2 separate regions of the Mus musculus genome follow, and region 1 is linked to region 2. The links are chromatin loops, found by intact Hi-C in ENCODE. Cell type or tissue: left cerebral cortex. All regions are shown on one strand. Links, peaks and the distances in the headings refer to the core of each region. The heading gives the core; the rest is flanking DNA.

Region 1 (8,097 bases), core at 2,087-4,586, 160 kb after region 2:
CCTGAGTGCTGGGATAACAGCCACCACCTGGCTGAAAACCTAATTTTTTAACATCAGATAAAATAATGTTACCAAAAGTTGGTGCTCTTGTGACCACTACAGTGGCCAATGTTTGATACTTTGCAACACAAGCATCCTAAGACAGATTACCATAGAGCTTGAATAACAAAAGAAACTGCTAATGTCAACATTGTTCAGACATGTTCTATATGCAAGACAACATACTGTTATATGGTGTTTGTTTTAAAAGCCAGTACATCTGGCCTCAAACCTGAGCTCTGGTATGCATTTGCTACTTAACCCAAGACAAGATCCTGAGCATCTCCAAGTTTCAGATCTCCTAGAAAATAAGAGATGTGCCTTCATCAATATTTCCTTCAATAAGCATAAATGTTAGTAGCTCAGAGTCATTTAAATCAACCCAAATATTAGTAGTGAGAAACTCTACAACCATTGTGAAACCTGCTCAAACATGCACCATCTGCATGGAAGAAAAATATGTGAAAGCCAATGGTTTTGAGATCAAATATTCATGGAAGTATCTTTACATCTAAAAGCTGACTCAGCTGCTTTTGCTTATGTGGTTCTTGCTTCCCAGTGATGCCCTTCTCTTGCCTTCAGCCAGTTTCCCACATCTGTAAGCTGAAAACACAATCTCGTACCAAGTCCTCTTCTCAATTTTCATACTCTCCTGCTGAACCAAAGCCAGTTCAGTATAATGTGTGTGTCTATATCCTGTTCATGCCATGGGCTACTGCTTCTCTTTCCTATACACAGTATTCCCTAGCCAGATGCCTTGGATTGGCTGAATCCCTACAAGATTTTATTTTCATTTCTGCCACCTCAAGTTTTGTCTCCCAAAGATATCTTTCCTTTACGAGCACTGTTAGGATCAAAGAGAAAGTGCAGCCAGCACGTAACAGGCCATGGACAAATGGTAAGGATTAATATCAGATTCAAACCTTGACAGTCATTACAACCCTACTTACAGAGGTCAAACTCTTCTGTTTGATTCTAGCTTCTTTGTTCATAAGTTACACAAAGCTACTTTGAAGGACTGTTATATGGGTTAAATAATAAGATCTAGGATATATGCACACTATGCCCTCATTATGAAACACTCTGACATTACTCAATAACCTCCTATTTTTAGATCATAAAAAGCATGACACATAAAATTCTAAAAGGCACAAATACAAAATGAAAACTAGTGGGAATATAAGCTTTGGAAACCATTTGAGACAAAGCCACAGCTCTCTCAGCTCTGGATCCTTGGTCATACTATTCATCTTCTATGTGGTTCAAAACATTCAAGAATAAGTTAAAATATGCCTATGGTATGACCCAGAGCACTTAGCAAATGCTCAATAAGTGTTATCCAGTATTAATTTGGCAAGACACCATTAGAGATCAGACCATGACAAACTCAATCAGCCCTGTGCATGAAAGGTTGAGTATGCTCTTCTTAGATGTTATTGATGAAATCAATATTAGTTTTGATGTTTGGGGCTCATCAACCTTCATAATTTGGGCCCCAATAATTTCTGTATTTACTTCTTAGGAGTATATAAACAAAGCCCCACAAATGCAGATGGTTTATAAAAACAAATTTGTCTTCCCAAAGTTTTGGAGGCAAGGCATTCAAAATCAAGATGTCAGCAAGGCCACAGTTGCTGTCAAGGATCCCGGGAAGATTCCACTGGTGCAAATATTCTTAACTTGGGGCTTGAACGACCTGTCACAGAGGTTGCATATTAGATATCCTGCATATCATGTATTTGCATTATGATTCGTAACAGTAGCAAAATGACAGCCGTGAAATAACAACGAAAATAATTTTATGGTGGGGGGTCACCACAACATGAGGAACTGTATTAAAGGGTCACAGTATCAGAAAAGTTGAGAACTGATCTAGTGCTTGCTTATTATTCATTGTCTTACATGGGAGCGTCTCTACCTCTGACTCCCCAAGGCATTGTCCTCATGTCTTACATGATTGTCATCTTCCTTGTGTCCTTGACTGAGCCTTCTCTCTTCATGGCATAACACTGGCCATTGAATTAAGTCTAACCACAATGACGCAAAAGTCAATCATATTTCAAGTGCTGAGGGAAGACACTCAGATGTTAGAGCATGAACCTTATGATTCTTAGCAGGAACTATTTCAACCACTGTGATGGCTACTTCCCATTATCAACTTAACTGATTTGAAATCACCTGGCAAACCAATCCCAGGGTGCGTGTGTGATGGAGTTTGCAATGTGGGCGGCATCAGTTTGAGCTTCTAGACTGAAAAAAAGATAAATTTGAGCTGGGCACCAACATTCCTTTATCTTTCTGTCTCTCTTTGTCTCTGTCTCTCTTTGTCTCTCTCTCTGTGTCTCTCTCTGTCTCTCTGTGTCTTTCTGTCTCTCTGCGTCTCTGTGTCTTTCTCTCTCTCTCTCTCTCTCTCTCTCTCTCTCTCTCTCTCTCTCTCTGTCTCTCTCTCTCTCTCTCTCTCTCTGCATTCTGCCTACAATTACAGTGTAGGGAGCTGATTCAATCACAACACCATACCATCCCGTCCCTAGTGTAGACAATATCCCTCCTTAGATCACGAAACAAAGTAAACTCTCATTTAAATGGTTCTTGTCAGATTTGAGCACAATAAGGGAAGTAACTAATACAATTGCCATCCCTTGAAAGTTCTTGTGCGCCATATGGAAACAAAAGCTAATCCTCCTACCAAGAGCTGACACAGAGGAACTGCTTTTGGAATCCTACTCTAGTCAGCCAAAGCAGCTTTCTTTATGTTAAAAAGGAAAAAATAGATTTGAAAAAGTTTTCCTTTCAAAAAACAATATAACTTTAAAGCAAACAAATCTGCTAAGTAGCTATACAAAGTCAAGAGTTGATACAGAGAAGACAACTTAAATTGAAATTATGTGTGTGTGTGTGTGTGTGTGTTTTACATACTCTCATTGCCCACTCAGACACACACCTGCACACATATGCACACACTATATGCCTCTGTGTCCTGGAAAAGATGGAAATTGCCTGAAATCAAGCAGAACAGATGGCTGAGTGGGCCTTGTGAATCTCATCTATTACACAAAGTTTAGAAGTCATTGCTTCTTAAGAAAGAGTTGTAAGTTCCTTTCTAAATTTACATGCTGCCCTGTATACTTCCAGGAAGCTTAAAATATTCATTTTTAGGATCACTGAAGGTTAGAACTCTGAAGAAATCTCAAAATCCAAATAAAACAGTGCAAAATCTTATGTTCACGGCTCTCTTTCTAACAAACCAGAAGCTGGCTGGTTTCCTAATGTATCTGGATGCTGATGTGCCTTGCAGTACTCTCTAGTTATGTTTCTGGATAAGTTTGGGAAATGTTGAAAAAGATATGGTACTCACTAGAAGCATGCTGTCCTTACAGAGAAGTTTTGTTCTTTAAAACAACAGTTCCTTTGTAAACCTTCCAACTGTGTAAATGCAAACAGCTGTTATTCTTAACAAAGAGAACTGCCCTGCATGTGTTGGAAGGGCTGCCATACTTGCAGCATGGTGACATGACCAGAGTCACATCCTCTGATGCAGCTTCTCATCCTACATACAAGCATGAGAGGACTTTTCCAGGAAAACTATTTTGCAAGGGCATCTGACTGACATGATATCACTTTTCTAAAATGATTCCCTAGCCCATATCACCCAGCCAGATGTCTCATTCCTGGGATATTTATTGAACAGGAGGTTGGCATTCCTATCCACCCTTCATGGTCTAGCTTCTACTTTCTCCTGGAGGTTTCCAAGAACACTATTAGCACTCACAATGATGTTTCTATTCTACACATGAGATTTTTTGTCTCTCAAACTCTTAATTATTCCTTCATAAATAGCTACATTTTCCCAGTCATAAGATACAACTAGGAGATATGTTTTAGGGTTGATATTTACAGTCTGTCATTGTACCTATACAAGGCATAAGCAAAGTCTGTATTCACTGTACTGTGAGAATGAGTTTAATGTCACACATTAGATGTTAGCACTTCATTACAGACTCTAGGAAATGTGTCTAAGACCTAATTTCCCTCTCAAGTATCATCTGCTGAAAAAAAAAAATGGAAGACTCAAGTGCATAGACAAGTAAAATGATGATAAAGACAAGAAGATAAAAACAACTTAGAAAGATAAGAAGATACAAACAGACAACTTACAAAACAGGAAGCCAGCTTTTGGAATTAGCTGTGAAAAGTGTATAATTGTCTTGTAGCTGTAAGAAATTATTTGACAAGAGCAACTTCAAAGAGAAAATTGTTGGCTTAGTTTGATAGTACAGTCCGTCGCACTGTGCTGTGGGAAAGGCATGGTGGTTGGAACTGCAGGGAGCAGGTCAAGGAAGGAAGATGACAGAGAGATGAAGACTGCTACTCAGGTCTCTTTCTTCTCCCTTTCTTTTTCATTTAGTCAAGAATCTAGAAAATGGCACAGTGTTATCAATACTGAAATTTACCTTCCTAGATAGAGCCTCAATGATACTCCCAGGGTTTTGTCTCCTACATAATTCCAAATTTAGTCAATGGCATTAACCATCATTAAAAGAAATTGGAATTGCAACAGGCAGAGTTCCATATGTTGGCATACATCTGTAGTATCAGAACTCTGGAGGCTGAGACAAAAGAATTTCAGTGAGTTTGAAAGAAATGGCCTACACAGAAAGAACTCCTTTCAAAATTCAAGTAAAGAAAAGAATGGAGGGAGGGGGAAAGCAGAAAGACAAATGTCTATCGGGCTTTAAAAGGTATTTAGAGAAGCAAAGACCAGGCTGCGCATCAGACCCATGGGAGAACACCATTTTCCTCATGGGCACCGAGCTCTGAGAAGTAACAGGCAGAAGATGGTGAAGATGGAGCTGATTAAGGTGGCTACTGGTTTAAGGACCATCCTGCCTAATAGAGAATGTACAGAAATCTAAACCCTAATTCCCTTCACTCTAGCAAAGTAGTAGGGAATCAAGAAGAGATTTCAGTGTTGAGTAGTAAGACTGGGCTGTTAACCTGGGACTATATTGTGCCTTAAATCCTGGATTAATTGAAAAATGAAGACTGTATTAGCCAAAGTCAAGAGCTTGCATGGACATTTCTCAAAGCAACCATTCAGCACGAGGGTTCCCCGGCTTCCCCTTAAACATTAGTGAGTCTCACCTGGATTTTTCATTGTCATTTGCCAGAAGTATAGATTGGCTGTGGCTGAGCAGATCTGCTTCGAGGCACACACAAAGTCAAAGAGCTGATTTCTCATCCTGTATGACAATGACTCATTTCTAGGCTTTGATATATGCAGCTGAAAGAAATTCCTTCTCCACAAAGACAAACACATTGTTTTCATATGTTGTCCCACATTACCATATTCACCATGGTTCAAGTACACTTAGGGACGATGAAAGAGAAAAGGATTAAAAGTGTCTGATTTCCATGCATCATCTTTAATCTTGTAAACAAGAGCTGGAGTAAATGCTTGCCTTTATGATAAACACTCAAGTTTTTCATAGACATATTTATATCTCTAAAATGTGCTGTGACTGATCCTTCCCACTTTCATCATTGACAAAGGATGTGCCCTCAAGGCCCCGCCTTCCTGAGGGTCCCATAAGTATTAATGGTTGCTGATGAAGGAATGTCATTTTCCTTAATGATGTAGCCATTGGGAGATCATGTGAAATGAAGACGTCCAGAGGAAAAGGAAGGGAAACTGGGAGTAAGTATGATTGCAAAGGATAAAACTGCTTAGTATATATGCAACAATGGATAGATAGATAGATAGATAGATAGATAGATAGATAGATAGATAGATAGATAGATAGATAGATAGATAGATTAGATATATACAGTATATATATGCAAAGTGAATATAATAACAAAGTATAAAACTGAGAAATTCACTTATAGCAATGGTAAGAAATCTTTTGGGAAGCCAGGCGTGGTGGCACACGCCATTAATCCAAGCACTCGGGAGGCAGAGGCAGGTGGATTTCTGAGTTCGAGGCCAGCCTGGTCTACAAAGTGAGTTCCAGGACAGCCAGAGCTAAACAGAGAAACCCTGTCTCAAAAAAGCAAACAAAAAAAAATCTTTTGGGGTCATAATATGCATTTTCTGACTAGTCAGCAGTGTTGGTTCTTGGGTGTTACTCTCTACCTGGTTTAGTCTAGTTCCACGTGTGTATTCAGATGTCCAGGACACTTGAGTTCCTGCCAATGTTTGCAATTCTGAGTCTCTGTATGCAGCCTAAACCCTTCGTTATTCTTACTGCTTTTTAGAGTATATGTCCTCCAAATGCCAAGTCACTGAGGCCCACATTCTATCATACTATGTATCTTATGAATGCCAAGTCACCAAGGCCCACTCTGTAATTGCTGAGATATAAGCTGTGGTTGCTCTCTGTGTCCTTTCTTCTCTTTTTAATCTGTAAGCCACATTTTCTTTCCGCCGCCAAGGAACAGATGTTGAGCTCCTAATAAGAAAAAAAAAAAAAAAAAAAAAAAGCATGAATCCCACAGGAATATGCTATCTCCTGCATCTAAAAGCAATATGAGAACAAAGTTCCTAATATTTGACTAAATTTTGTTGAGGAAATGAAACCTTATGGTCTTTTCTGTGCATTCGCCAGTGTTTTAGTCTAAAGTAAACTAGCACAGCCCCTTGCAGTATCAATACTCCCCGCTGCAATGATGAACCGTGTTCAGTCCAGCCTGCAGAGCTCTCCTCCGATTACTTTGCTGTGCTTTAAGCCCAAGCTTACTACCGGGGATACAAAGAGCAGGGAGGCACAAAAAAGCACATAACTGCCCCTAAATCATAAGATGAATTCTCAGCTCATGCGATGCCATAGGAAAATAAAGCTTAAAGTGCAATCAGGTGCTTTGATAGAAAACCTCAGTTCTTTGATTACTTCTGGAGAGGAATATGCATTAATGTCAAATCATCACTTGATGTAAAAGCCCAGGTTTTTTGATAAAAAAAAATAGCTTTTAAAGAACATTAAAATCAGATAGACACGCAGTTAAATGCCTTTGTGCTTTATAACTCTGGTCCCCTGGCGTGTCTTCTGATGTATACGGGAATAATTGAGAACCACATTCTGAAATTGACTGAAAATTGCCTAGAATTATGGATATTAGATCAGTTCAAGACATTGGTGTCTAGGTGGAGTTAGCAGTTAAAACCCCATGTTTAGAACCCTTTGATGTTGATGTGCATTGTCTTCTTCTCTTTATCCCAGAAGTTTACTGTGTCTTGCTCAGTACACAGGATTGAAGTCCTTAATAAACATTACAAACACTGTCACAACAAACAAGTTGTAAGCTCTACTTGTATACCTGGCAGTTAATGTAACTTCGTTATTTAAATATCGTTTATACATAACATATTCTATACCAGCCACTCTTACAAAATAAGCCATACCTACTACCTCATTCAACCCTATGGTATATTTTATAATTATTGTTTCTATTATACAGATAAAATGAAAAATCAAGAAGCCGGTTTGCTCAGTTATACTCATAGTATAAGGGGAGTCCAACCTAGCTGTTTTTCAACACTCATTCTCTTAAACTACCCCTACCTTCTTCAGTCACTTTGTCACCCTAACTAGCCACTCCACCTCATTTAGTGAGATATGATTCTCAAGCATCTATTTCAGAATAACCTGGAGAGCATGGACCTCGAGTTCTAAACCACAAAGTCATGGTTGGGGCTTGGAATATTGCACTTCCAACAAATTCACAAGAGATCCTCTACATGCTTTGAAGGCCCTGACCTATAGACCCTGTGTCTGTTGATCTTGGACTTAGTAATACCCATTAGGATAGAGCCCAAGTATTTTGCTATCAGAGCATCTGGCAACTTAAAAGACAGGGTTCATGAATCTCTTTTATGTCCCCCAGGCAGCTCAGAATCCTCATTCAAGAATAGAATCTGCCATTCTGCAACTTCTCTGTTTCTTACAGCTTGGTTTTCAAAAAGCCAGAGCTGGGATTCTGACACTCGCAATATCCATACAGTTAGAATCAAGACATTTATGCTACAACTTGAGTCCAAACCCAGAAGTAAACAGTGCCATT
Region 2 (8,097 bases), core at 3,197-5,696:
TTTCCCATACTCTGTAACACTTTCCCAGGAGCATGTACTGTGGGCTTTCTAGACTGTGGAGATCACTGAGTCACCCTCAGACAACTTTCCCATGGTGCCTCTGCCTTTCAAATGTGAATAGAACTGAGGATCCATTGTCAAATGTGTGTCTAAAGCTTTGCATAGCTTTCTCGGTCCTTCTTGAGCTTGCTGGGAATGGTTGGAGTGCGGAAACACACAAGCCCCTACAGAATTTTCAACAGTAATTGACATTCTTAGGTTTTACCTTATCATCATCTAGATAAAAAATAAACAGTTGTAAATGAGTGATCACACAAAATATTTTAGTCCACTCTTTTTTTACATTTGTTGACTTGTCTTTGTTTACATAGCTATCAATACTTATATTTATATTCCTTAAATTTTATTTTTATTGCAGTTACATCTACACCTTAGCCTTTCCTTCCTCCAGACTTCCCCATGCTAACTTTTGCCCCATCCCTGGGAATCATGCTCTCCTTTTCTTTCTTTCTTTCTTTCTTTCTTTCTTTCTTTCTTTCTTTCTTTCTTTCTTTCTTTCTTTCTTCCTTCCTTCCTTCCTTCCTTCCTTCCTTCCTTCCTTTCTTTTTCTTTCTTTCTTTCTTTCTTTCTTTCTTTCTTTCTTTCTTTCTTTCTTTCTTTCTTTCTTTCTTGTTATTATTTTTATTTGTTTACAGTCCAGTCTTTACCCACTCCTTGTCTGCCTTCCCACTGTTCCTCATCCCATTTCCCCCTCCACCCCACTTTCTTAAATGATGATTTCTTAAATCTCTTTCCAAATGAAAGAGATCCACTCAGCCTCAGGAACCTCATGCCTCAGAAAACGATGCTGTTCTTCTTAATGCTTTAGTGTCTCTGTGCAAGAGCTGGATTTGTTAATACACAGAAGATAAATAAGGTTAGATGGTAAAAGAGAAGACGTCTTAACTCCAAATTTTTCTCACTATGCTTCCTTTCCATACCAGCTTTCTGCTCCAAGTATCTTGAAGGGAAATGCTTACAGGGTGGAACACAATGACTGGAGAAAAGCACAAAAATCATCCTTACATCCTACTTTGTTCACAATTTCCCCACATAAAGAGCTCTGTGTGAGATATTATAGTTCTCATGGGAGTTTTCATTGTTAGCCTTTATATTAACAGTATTTAATATGCTACTAAACAGTGTTGTGGCTATAGGTAATAATTACATACTATATAATTTTAAAAGCTAAGGAAATGATTTTGAATTCTTCTATCATAAGGAAACAATAAATGCCTGGGTATATGAACATGTTTAGCCTATTTTAAACATTATGCTAGGGTATCAGAATATTAAAGTTACCACATTGATAGCACTTTTTAATATTTTGTATTATTTTTACTTTTTAATTTTTTCGAGACAGGGTTTCTCTGTGTAGCCCTGGCTGTCCTGGAACTCACTCTGTAAACCAGGCTGGCCTTGAACTCAGAAATCTGCTTGCCTCTGCTTCCCAAGTGCTGGGATTAAAGGCGTGCTCTACCACACCCAGCTTAAATTTTTATTTAAAAAATAAAAGCAATTAATAAGCAATATAAATAAGATAAACTTTCAAAAAATACTGAGGGAAGGTTAAAATAATAAAATCTTGGACTGCTGCAGCCAGGCTATGCTGAGGGATCCAGGATGGAGCTTCATCTGCCAGGCTGGAGAAAGAACCAAAGCAGGAGGCACATGGCAGTCATGAGGGAAGCTACAGAGTGCCTGTTGGTTGTGAAGGTATGGGCCACAATGTGGCCTGAGATGGCTATTCTTGTCAACTTGACTACTTGGGAACTAACTTAAATTCAAGTGCCTAGGTACACTTGGGAGGCACTTTTTTGTCTTAATTAAATGACTTGAAGTAACAAGACACACTTCTAATCCAAATCTTTGAGGTGAGAAGAGTGATGTTAAATCTGAGCCATGCCTTCTGCTTTGCCTGCTTGTTCTCACTCTTGCTGGCAAGTGCATACCTTTACTGGCATTAGAGTCTACTTTTGTGGGATTCCAATATATACTTAAGAGCAGCTGAGATATCCACACTTATGGATTTCTATTGAATTATTGGTCTTTCTGTTGCTAGACAGCCATCGTTGGTCTAGGTGAACCACAGCCTGAAAACCCTTCTAATAACTCACCAGATAGATAGGTAGGTAAATAGGTCAGTAGGTAAATATGTAGTAGTTACATACATACGTACATACATACATACATACATACATGTGATTGATAGATGGATATACCCATTCTAGACCTGTTCCTCTAGAGAACACTAATACTCCACAGAAACGTAACACCCAATTCCTCTCTCATTTCTTGGCATAAAAAGAAGACACCTGTGGCTGTAGCACTGGTGATACAATTTCTGCCATAATGCCTTTTTCCAGTTTAATGTCTTTCTTCTGTTTACTCAAGATATCCTATAGAAAACATCACTTCACATTTCTTGACACCAAACAAACTTAGTATATACTCTAAAACTAGATTACTGTAATGTCTTTGTATATATTTATAATACATCTACTAAAAGTTATAAAAATAATAATTTTATATTAATGAAAATAAATGTATTTGATAAAAATTTATATTTTCATTGTTTGTTTTTTGAAATTATACTGGTGTTTGCATTCTACTCTAATTTTTTGCTTTAAATTCTTACAGAAATTCTTATCAATAAGCATATGTTAAAAGTGAGATGATTCTACATTTAAAATATTGATTATACTAACAGATTTAATATTTGAATCACCCAGTCATCTTTAGGACTATGATAATACTACTTAATAAATTCTCATTGAATAAATAATAATTAGCTCACAAATTTTGATTTGCATGAGAATATCTAGATATGGGTGTCAGGACGCCAAATTTAGAATACCCTGAATCTTACCTGTGACAGTTAATCTACATTGTCAGCTTGGGATTTAGAGCCACCATGAACACATACCTCTGCGTGTGTCTGTAAGGATGTCCCCAGAAAGATTTCACTGAGGACCAACACTTAACATGAATAAGGACCATGTCATAAGTTGAGGCTTAAGACAGAACAAAAAAGAGAAAACCAAGCTGAGCACCAGCATCCCTCATGTTCTTGCTGAGCATGGGCACAATGTATCCAGACAGCTCATAGTCCCCAATGTGGCTGAATGCATTCTTTCATGAACTATGTAACAATATAGACCAGCACTCCCATAAATTGTTTTTTGTCTCAAATTAGGTCACAGTGATGGGAAAATTCACCAATTCACCAATCTTACCACTGTTTGGCCCTCTGAGTTACAGCCACCCTTATATGCATCTTCAAATTCTTGGTGACAAAAAGATATTTCAAGTTTTCCTGGATGCTTGGGGGCTAGGGGAGAGTGAGAAAATTCTTTGTATGCAGTATCTGGGTTCCACGGATGCAACCTGCTAGGCAATCAAAGCAAGTTTTGTTTTGTTTTGTTTTGTTTTGTTTTGTTTTGTTTTGTTTTAATGAAAGAGAGAGAAAGGCAGAGAAAAGAATATAAGGCTGGGTGGGTAGAGAGGTGGAAAAATTGGGAGGAGTTGAAGGAGACAGAAAAATCTTATCAAAATATATTATATAAAAACATTTTAAAAATAGTAATTCTCAAATTTTCTTCACTAATAATATATGCTGTTGGCAAGGACTTTAAACAATTGATTCAGATAACTCAGTTAAAACAAAAACAAATGGAAAAAAAAAAACAAGAGGTCATTTGTGCCTGTGAGTTACACACATCAAATGACAAATAAGAGCTCTGATAATCAACCAGTTATTGAGGAGAACTCAAAATCCAGCCTCCTCAGCACACAGCAAAGTCGCTGTATCGTAATTCACTTGCCTATTCCAAATAATTCTATAGCAATTGTAGAAAAATGTCTATTTTTGAATGCTAGCATGTATTGGGGATAATCCAGAATGACTAAGTCTTCGGGCATGTATTTTAGCTATTACAGCTGTTTGCAGTATGTATGTGCTACATCTATATTTGAAATCTCTGCTGTTGCATTCACCATCTGCCCAAAGATGGGTGAAAATTCCTATGTTTTTTGTTCATTGCTTATGAAACTGCACATAGCAATTTGCCAAACCTGTATCATTTTCTTCTGTCGCCCCTTTCAGCATCTAAGCAATATTGTAGAGATGTTAGAGAGAAAACTTTAAGGTTCCTAACACCACAGGCCTACGTTGGCTCTGAATGTATAGGATGTCTCCCTTTAATTTTGACTACCAAATCCTCACTAATTAATATTATTAGCTACTAACCTGGTTTTCCAGAAAACTGACTTTAACATGTAAGAATCCTCTAGAATACATTGGAGAAAAAAGCAGCATCCAAAGGCCCGGGCACACACCCCTTGTGGATGAACAGGGAGTTTCCTTGTAAAACTCCCTTATTTTTGTTCCTCTAGTACATCGACTTCAGGAAGGATATGACTTTAAGGGAAAACAATGAGGCTTAGCTAAAAGAAAATACAAAACTAGAAAGGAATGTAGATAACCCATGGTCAGCTGTCAAATATGGAAACAATAGGTTGAGGACCACAGTAGTAATAATAATCCACACTATCACCATGGAAGAGAGGCATAGCAGTCTTCCTTAGTCTTCACTAAATCTCATATTCAGTGGCCCTTTATGTGAAAACTATTTCCATTTAAAACTATTTCCATCTAAGGCATTGAGATGGTTCAGTGGACAAAAGCACATGCTACTATGCCTGCATACAATTTCCTAGCCCCACATGGTATAGAAGAAGAGAACTTATTCCTGAAAGCTGTCCACTAATTTCCACAAGTCTCTGGAACACCATACACCACACACATACACACACACACCAACAATAAACGTAATTTCAAAAATTTTAAATATCATCAAAATCACTTAAAATTTATAAAATTGGCAATTTAAAGGTTATGTCAGTAAACATTGTTAACTGTTATAAAAAGGTCACACTATGGAAGTTTACAAATAATTCTATACAATTTACAATTAATTCTACAATTTCATAATCATATAGATATATCACAGCAATTCATGATGTAAAGTTATATATATGGAATTTGACTTTAAACTGCTACTGTAAATGGTTAGGACTGAAACAAACACTACATGTTTCCCATGTGAAGCTATGTTCCACTAACAAAGGGGTCTCAGCAAATGAGCACAATTAAAACTTTTAAATATCAAATTTTGTATCACCTTTACATGTGCCTCTGTGAATCTGTTTGTGTATGGTCTGTAACAACTGAGCCACATCTCAGTTCTACCTGAATCTTCACATCAGATATCAAGGGCGGGATGCCTTGGACCAGCCAGGGATCCATTCTTCTGTTTATTAATGCCCCTTTATAAAACTATTCCCAAATTCAGTTTAATTTTACCCATAAATATTGGCTAAGCCTGTCTTGTAACTGAAGACACATACAGTACACTTCAACTTAATTTTGTAGGCGGACAAGACCCTTCATAACTGAGTAAGTATTATAATCAGACAGTTAAAGCTTCCACCTAGCCTGCAGTCAGAGATATAATTACACCCTGCAGTCAACAGAAACTGAACCACAGGCATATTTTCCTTCTTAGCCAATTTTGTAATAGTAAAAGGGTTTGTTTGACAATGAGTTTACTGAAAGGAGACTATATATGTGTATCATATATATATGATTTTGTTTTCATTTTAAAGGTCAAGAAATGTTTGCCCTTTTAAAATATACATTTCCTTATAACCAGGTTCTCTTTATGAATTTTGGCTGTAAGTTTATTGAAGATTTGACCATTAAAGAAGAGAGTTAAAATAAGTTAAAGGCAAGCACAATTTGCATCAGGCAAGAATAATAAAGAGTTTGATTTCATCACATAGAGTCTACATGGGGCTTGATGGATGACAAGGATTTTAAGACCCTAAGGTAACTCGGGACTTGTTACAGGTTTTGAAATCACTTAGCATCTGATACAACGTGTGTAACACAACACCCTATTGAAAATGCTTCTGAATTCTCTGGTGAGCCAAGTGCTGTAAACTACAAACACATGAAGAAGATAGCCTACTACACAAAGCAGACACTGCTAAGTGGGGTCAAATAGACTGTTTTGAAAAGAATGAATGGCAACTTTCAGGATGGGTTGAACACAGGAATTGCATCTGAACATAACTGTAGAACTTAAGTGGATCTCAGTAAAATAGACCTCAGACAAGTTTATTTGGGAATTTACTTAACTTATTATTTTTTCTGTCTGCAAGTTTCTAATTATCATCACTAACTATTTGGCATCACTTGGTGTTGACAGAATCACAGTTACCATTTTAGCTAAGGCATTGTACTATCAGTAGAAGAACTAAGTTGAGAGCAAGGAGAGCCTCCGGATCTCTGATGGTTGTTATAAACTCATGCTCTTTGGGGGATGCTCTCTTTTAAGCTGTATGCCAACTATACATCAGAGGCAAATCCCATCCCATCACTTGCTGCCCAGAACCTGTCAAGACACTGCCATAGCTTGGATAAAATTCCAATCCTCTGGACAAGGCTTAATAGACCAGTGATGAAATAGCAGCTGTCTCCCTCTCTACCCTCTTTTCTTACCTCACCCAGTTTAGGACAGAAATAAAGACTCTCTCCCTCTCTGTCTCTGTCTCTGTCTCTCTGTCTCTCTGTCTCTCTGTCCCTCTGTCTCTCTCTGTCTCTCTCTGTCTCTCTGTCTCTGTCTCTCTTTCTCTCTGTCCCTCTCTGTCTCTGTCTCTTTGTCTCTGTCTCTCTGTCTCTGTCTCTCTGTCTGTCTCTGTCTCTGTCTCTCTGTCTCTCTCTGTCTCTCTGTCTCTCTCTGTCTCTCTCTCTTTGTCTCTCTGTCTCTCTCTCTCTGTCTCTCTCTCTCTCTCTCTCTCTCTCTCTCTCTCTCTCGTGTATGGGAGTCAAGATCTGATCTACCACAACTTTCAACACAAAGAACTTTTATATATTTGAATGAACACTTTTCGTTTCATCTCTTCCTCCCGTAAAGTAAGATTTCCGGTGACTGGTATGGGAATTAAATGTGATAACACATATAGAGTCCGGAAAATATTACCTGATAACAACTCAACAACAAAAACAAAAATGGCATTTTATAGATGCTAGCTATTATTGTTTTGCTGCTTTGTTAGTCTAGAGGGTAATCAGGAGGATTGGTTGACTGGGCAAGTCCAGTGCTTTGTTCGTGATATCTGAAGTTGTATGGAGACTGACAAACTTGAATTTGAATGTAGTTTGTGTCTGTGTGTGTGTATCGTGAGTTCATATACAGGAAAAAAATAAATGTTCAACATTTAACCTTGTTTTGAGGATCGTTTAATGGTCTACATTTTGTGAAACTCCAAGCATGTCAAAGAAATTCGAAGATGGTCTAACAGCCAAATCTTAATGATGCGCCGTGTCTTCATCTTAGAATATATGGAAGCACAGACTTCAGAAGCCCTATGAAATTGTTTCTATGCACATAGCTTAGAATATGGGTCAGCAGGTACAACCACTATTCCTGTGTGGATTGTTAGACTCCTTTGTTTCCACTGACTGGCTTCACCATCTCATTGGCTGAAGCTCTTTGCCTGAATGCATCTGCTGTGCATTTGCTGCATTTGTTACATTTCATATGTGCATATCAACTTCCCCTCTCAGATCTATGGAGTCCATAACTCAATCTGCTCAAACATAAGTATTAACTCAGTGCTGGAAGGACTATCCGGACCTGACATTGCTGTACCTGAAGGGTTCTTGGAGCATTCATTTATCTTCCAAGGTTTCCAGAAGGGCTTTAGAACTTTGAACCCCTCCAGCCTACTGACTCCTCTCTTCTCAGCACATTGTTGGACACCCCAAAGACTCCTGACCTCCCTTGCTTCTTCACTCCTCCCTTTTGACTAATATCTAGGTACCACCATGATGGGAATGTGGCACTGTCTTTCTTCCTTCCTTCCTTCTGCAGTCTTTCCCTAGATGTTTTCAGAAGATCCCATGATGTTAATCATGCTGATGACTTCCAAACCTGCAATTTGGTTGCTGGCTGGAGATATCACAGGTGTCCCATTTGCAAAGTGAACTCT

The links. Peaks named below come from ENCODE experiments on the same cell type or tissue, not always from the same donor. Only the 100,000 strongest peaks of a DNase experiment are listed, where the experiment ranks them.
Region 1: it touches region 2 in a loop (15-fold over the local background); 2 of 42 quality-filtered maps call a loop at or near these places.

Annotation. Positions count from the first base shown.
Region 1 is chr3:42,124,984-42,133,080 of GRCm38, reverse strand. No RefSeq gene overlaps it. Among named protein-coding and RNA genes, the nearest start is that of D3Ertd751e, 390 kb to the right of the region's middle. In left cerebral cortex, for the core only: no CTCF peak of the experiment used is centred there; DNase peaks (open chromatin) are centred at 2,709 and 3,062; H3K27ac peaks cover 1,989 bases.
Region 2 is chr3:42,282,573-42,290,669 of GRCm38, reverse strand. No RefSeq gene overlaps it. Among named protein-coding and RNA genes, the nearest start is that of D3Ertd751e, 540 kb to the right of the region's middle. In left cerebral cortex, for the core only: a CTCF peak has its summit at 4,399; DNase peaks (open chromatin) are centred at 4,013 and 4,370; H3K27ac peaks cover 1,322 bases.